2 separate regions of the Mus musculus genome follow, and region 1 is linked to region 2. A link is a loop called in an ENCODE intact Hi-C map of the cell type or tissue named here. Cell type or tissue: heart. All regions are shown on one strand. Links, peaks and the distances in the headings refer to the core of each region. The heading gives the core; the rest is flanking DNA. Region 1 has its middle 3.8 kb from the start of Gm51293. Region 2 overlaps Srp72 (signal recognition particle 72).

Region 1 (2,919 bases), core at 127-2,626, 82 kb before region 2:
ATACCTATAGCTGGCAAATCAGAAACTTGGTGTTAATAACAGGAACTTATTAAATATTTGATAAATGGGCAAAAAGCAGGTAAGACCACCATAGTTGGCTTAGACAGCATGTTCCTGGGGCCCATCTTCCTAGGACATGCATTTGCTTGATAACTGGGGAAAACTGGCTTTTTCTCCCTAAGGAGGAATAGAAGAATGAGACTAACAGTCATTTGCAACATGGTTGCTTCTTAAAGCAGGGAATGGCTCAGGGGAAAAGGCTACTGTTTCCTACGGGTTAATAAAATAAGATCATAAGGAGGGCATGCAGAAATGGTCAGTGCTAAGATCAAACAAATGGCTGCTCTCCAGAGGCACAGGTTCAACTCCTATCCCATAGGATGGGATACAGTTCTAAAACGCCAACACATAAAATAAGAAAATAATGGAAGGTTGGAGAAATCCCATGAGCAAAGAAAAAAAAAAGATGAAAAGATTCTTTGGCACCCCAACTTAGACATCTGTCTCTTCCTCAACAAAGGGTAGCCATCATTCCTGTGTATTAATCAGGTGAGCCCTTTCTCTGAGCACTACAATATTTACCATGCTGGCTTACAAACTCTTGTTTATTCACCCCAGTGACAGAAGGCTTAGCAAACCCTACTTCCTACTCCTGCATACGGAGATCAATCTCTTGGCTATCTTTGGTCTGCTGGCAGAATGGAGAATGCTGTGGATCTAGAAGACTGCCAAAGGAGCCCGGATGGTCACATGAACAGAGCATCTGTCCTCCCACCAGTCCAATCCCAACTGAGATGAAATGCAAGAAGAAAAGTTTTTCTTTGTCTAAACCGTCGAGAATCAGGTGTTTTGTTATGTGGTCCTCCAACGTTGGCAAGCACAGCTCCCGACTAGCATAAACCTCCTCAAAGTGGAAACCACTCCTGTTCTGTCTCCATGTTGTTCCTTGCCATCCCAATTTCTTGTTTTTCATTCCGTCAAATCTTTTCTACCAAATCGGCTCTGGTTTCTGGAGAAGAATGAATAAGAAAAATTCCTTCTTTCATGGGTGGATTTGATTAGGGCCTTGTGGTTTGGACCATCAACCCAGCCACATTTGCCAAACTATAGACATGGTGGCCAACAGCCTTGGTGAGAAGCTAGCAAGGGAGGATGTAGCACACCGGAGGCCAAGGTTAGGTCTTGTTAAACAAACCAGGGTGTCTGAGTCAGATCATTAAAGAGCACAGGCATGTGTTAGCACTAGCGTGTTCCTGGCTCTTTAGATCTTGAGTTTCTGCCTAGAATTTCACAAACTATAAAATCCAGGGTGTGCAGAGCAGAGGGTTCCAGGCCACTTGGGTGGACTCCAACTTTTGCTCTAACGCGGAACAAATGAATGTTGGCCCATAGTTGAATCACAGTGATTGAATCCAAAGAGGAAAGGGAAAGCCTAAAATTCAGCTCCTCCAAAATATTAAACATCTCAAGTCCCCACGAAAGTTAGAACATGAATGAGCAGAAGTGAAGGGACCCACTCTTACTTTGAGCTGTGAATGTTGCACTGCTGGGAGAGGACAGGAAGTAGCAGACAGGAAGCAAGAGTGGTCACTTCATCAGACGCAGTAGCACAGGTCTGTAATGGCAGCACTCAGCTAGTGTGGTCAGAAGGCTCACTTATTACTGGCCATCCTGGGCCATGTAGAAGGTTCAGACCAGCTCGGGCTACATAATGAGACCCTGTCTAAAGTAACAACAGCAATGAAACAAACCAAACCGAGAAGTCACTTTCATAGTAGGTACCACCATCAGGCTGTGATGCTCCAGGTCTGTGACACTCAACTTTGCTGCAGAACAGAATCGCAAGGATGCTTTCAAAGCTACTTTTGGTCTGGACGCTACGGTAGAGATTTGGGCTCTACCGGCGTCAGCACCAGGATTTCTTTTGCTTTCTTTTAAAGCTCACTTGTGATTTCTAATGCATAAAGAAAGTTAAGAACTATGGCTCTCGATTCTAGAAGCTAGATCCAGAAGTGTATTTAGCAAGCTAATAAGCATGCAACAAATTATCTGTTGCACATATAATGGTAATTTAACATTCTAGCTGAGATGAAACTCACATAAAATTCACCACTTAAAAGCTTAAGTTAGTGGCTTTTCTTCTATTATTCGTGAATGTCAATCACTGTTATCTACCTCCATGGCACACCTGTGATTGACTGAATATTTGTGTCCTCCTATAGGCTTAGATTTTTCAAAACCTACTTTAATAAGGGTTTTCAAATACTTTAAAACCGCTTCTAGCCCACAGTCCAAAGGTAGGGGAGAAAAGATGGTAAATAGGACAAGGGAATGTGGACCTGTTTAGAAGTAGTTCTTTGGAGCAATTGCAATCTCTGCTTCTCAGGGTACCAGCAGTCCGGTTCAGTAGTGTCAGGATCCAAACCCAAATCAACAGAGGTGGGACAATCCAGCAGAAACATCCAAGCCTCCGCTGCTGAATGGCCATGAGTCAGTGGGACAACCCGAACCAGTCAGGACTCCAGGAGTTCTCTGCTGTGCCTCTCTCAACAAAGTGAAGATCAGTGAAGACACAAGACCAATGAAGCATTGCAAGGCTAGCTATGCAAGTGCCCAGTGACTGTCCATTGAGTCCTATTTATCTTCTCTCCAAACATCATGTGTCCTCTCACGAGTCTTGCCTCAACAAAACACCACCTGAGTCTGCATCACGTGACACAACTAGACACTCCCACTTCATCCTCCTGATCCTTATGTGTTGAAACCCTAACACTCACTGTGGTGTTCTTCAAGATGATATAGGTCATGAGAGTAGATAGAGCCTTTGTGACGTGAACAGAACAGAATTAGTGCCACAAAAGCTCCCCGCTCTGCACCATGTTAAAACGAAGACAGCTACCTGGAAACCAAGGAGAGCGA
Region 2 (2,848 bases), core at 349-2,848:
CAATGTTGTGTGGATTTTTTCCTGATTTATTGTTTCATGTTTATGTGTTTTATATGTGCATCACACATGTGTTGCCAGAGGGGCCAAAGAGGGCGTCAGATTCCCTGGAACTGGAGTGACAGACAGGTGAACTGCCGTGTAAGCGCTGAGAACTGAACTCAGGGCCTCTGGAAGTGCAGTGAATGCTTTTAACTGCTGAGCCATCTCTCCAGCCTCTGAATTTTGACTTTTTTAAACCGAGTTCTCCCAATCCCATTAGATTTGTAGTTCTGTTAGGAGCGGCAGGAGGCAATTTTAGATAGTCACCTTAAAAGAAAGATCTTAGATGTATTAATAAGGAAGTCCTTCATAAAATGCCAATACCGAAACATTGTTAGTCACATTCACTGCTAGTTTATTTTAAAATTTATTTCAAAATGTAACACAGTGAATGGATGTTTTCCACATTGTTTATTAATGTGCATGCGCACGTGTGTACACACACACACACACTGAGCCAGTTAAAGACCTCCCCCAAATAGTTACTAGATGTTAATACAGATGAAGTTTAGATAAATAACTTATTTGAAGTGAGGTTTCTGTGGCTTAGCAATGACTGTATCAATGTCAACTAAGAGGGCTACGTGTGTATTTCACCATGATGTCTTAGACCAAAATTCTCAAAGTTTAGAATATGAAGATTCTGTTGGTCAACATAAAAAAAAGTCCTTAAGCAAAGGAGATGGAACGGAATCAATTATTCCTGTCACAGAGTATTTAGTCCTCTGGAGAGCAATGTCGACCCCTCTTAGACACTGCAGACACTGACTATGCTGAACAGAAAAGTAGCCCCTATTCTAACTCCCCAGAGCAGGAAAGCCTTGTGAACCCACTGGAGAAGTTTCAACAGAAATGCTCAAACACAGCAGCGCTTTTATTAACAAGAACAGAGTAGCCTGGTCACAGGAAATCTAGGTGAGAAATATGATGATCTCTCGGGTGACAGAAATGAATACTAAGCATGGGGAGGCACCCATGTGTGTCTCACAACTGCTGAGTGTGAAAGTGACCTGCTAGCAATGAAAGACAAGAGCAACATTTACACCACAAAATGAATGCAGACCACGTTACTTCGAAAAAGGTAATGAAGGTCATGTCCCATAACCAGAAAGGGGAGCCATCTGATTATTAATGGGGCCAAATGCTCTTGTGGCTTTCAATACCGCCTGATATTGTTTCCTCTTTAAGATAAAGAGGTCAAAGTTTATGTTCTTGATAGTGGCCATTAAGTGTTCTGACTGAGAAGCCCAAACCCATTTGCCCTCAGAACACTGGGGCAAGAGTCAACTACTTGGAACACTGATACATTTTTTGAGGTCTTCAGTGGAACTAAATCAGTATGTTAACATAATCTGAAAATGGAAACAACAAAGGTACAAAGGAGTCAGATGTGCACAAATACACACACACGAGAGAGAGTCCCAATTCCAGTATCACAGGACAATTTATGGCTAAGATTATTTTAGACGGTGAGTTTCTGGCCACTCAGTTATTAAGATCCCTTTTCATCACATGATAGCTCTAAACACATACTTGGAATGCTCAGAAGATTCTACTTTTAGCCTTGTAAGACATAATTTAAGGTGAGACTTGATAGGAACATGTATCTTCACACTAGTTGAAACAGGAGAAACCCTGTCTATTTAAATCCCGGGAAACCTTAGATAATGTGTCGTATGCTGCCATCTTCAGGCCTCTCTCTGTAAAGCTATTTGGTATAAGCAGGCCAATTCGATGAGGCAGTCTGAGGAGGATGTCTTCGCATCTGAAGTGTAAGAAATCATTTCAGGACTATGGGGATGGAGGAGGGAGCTCTGTGCTTCCTGCTGTGTTACCTTTATTATGTTCCTAATGTCACTGACACTGGATTAAGAACAGCCTGCAACAAGTACACTGTCATCACCAGCCACTTTTCCCTCCTTTCTTCTTCTTCTGTTGCTGTTTCTTTTTGGTTGCTGGGGCGCCTGCAGGTTTCTGGTGTCTTGGGGGTACAATGTTACTTGCAGAGGACGATATTGTTGCCGCACTGCCGGGTCTCGGGGAGGTGGGTGGGCTGCTCACGGCTTTACTGGCATCCCTGAAATCATCAAACCAGAAAGGTTTTAGTCATTTAGAAATGTAATACAGGAGAAGGTGTAAGCACGTATGTGCGTGGATTTAACTTTCCATACCTAATAATTTCCCACGTGTTTTAAGGATGAATGTACCATCTCTCTATCCACGACTCTCTTGAAATTTTAAACCATTTTATACCTAAAGAAAGTGTAATATAAGCTACATGCCAAATGTAAGTTTAGAAAATCAGCTTTAAGTGACTTATAATTCTATGTAGAAATAGTTCACATTTATTTAAATTAAATTCGCATTTAAATGAGTCATTATCTTTAGTTTCTAAAGTAACTGTAATTACTTGTTAGGCTGTTTGGTGGTTTGTAGTGGTTAAACCCGGGCAAGAGCTCCCTCACTCCCTCATCCCCACACTTCCTACAATACCTTTTAACACTATAATCACATAGTTAAAGTGCTTGCTATAAAATCAGTATATTTTCTTCCTTTCACATACTGCATCCTTATCAAGGGCGGAGGTCTGTGTTTCTCACACAGCATATGAGGGAAGTCTTAAGACTTGAACCAGCCTCCAGGATGAACTGCATTCGGAGACTCCTGTTTTGCAGCCACAACTTACAGTTCAGAGGAGGCTCCTGCAGTCGCTCCCTGTGTTCCTTTTCCAATCTGGTCCTTCTTTTTACCCTTCTTTCTTCCTCGGTAATAAGAGCGCTCTCGCATTGGTAGCCATCTTTCTGGATCT

The links. A loop is a pair of places that touch in the nucleus more often than their neighbours do. Peaks named below come from ENCODE experiments on the same cell type or tissue, not always from the same donor. Only the 100,000 strongest peaks of a DNase experiment are listed, where the experiment ranks them.
Region 1: a loop joins it to region 2, with 2.1 times the contacts of the local background. A loop is called at or near these places in 3 of 42 quality-filtered maps.

Annotation. Positions count from the first base shown.
Region 1 is chr5:77,079,275-77,082,193 of GRCm38, reverse strand. No RefSeq gene overlaps it. Among named protein-coding and RNA genes, the nearest start is that of Gm51293, 3.8 kb to the left of the region's middle. In heart, for the core only: no CTCF peak of the experiment used is centred there; a DNase peak (open chromatin) is centred at 1,233.
Region 2 is chr5:76,997,460-77,000,307 of GRCm38, reverse strand. Srp72 (signal recognition particle 72) reads right to left here. Exons shown (of 19, transcript NM_025691.1): 18 at 2,726-2,848; 19 at 373-2,116. The coding sequence ends at 1,939. Among named protein-coding and RNA genes, the nearest start is that of Arl9, 5.2 kb to the left of the region's middle. In heart, for the core only: a CTCF peak has its summit at 1,726 (motif pointing left); no DNase peak of the experiment used is centred there.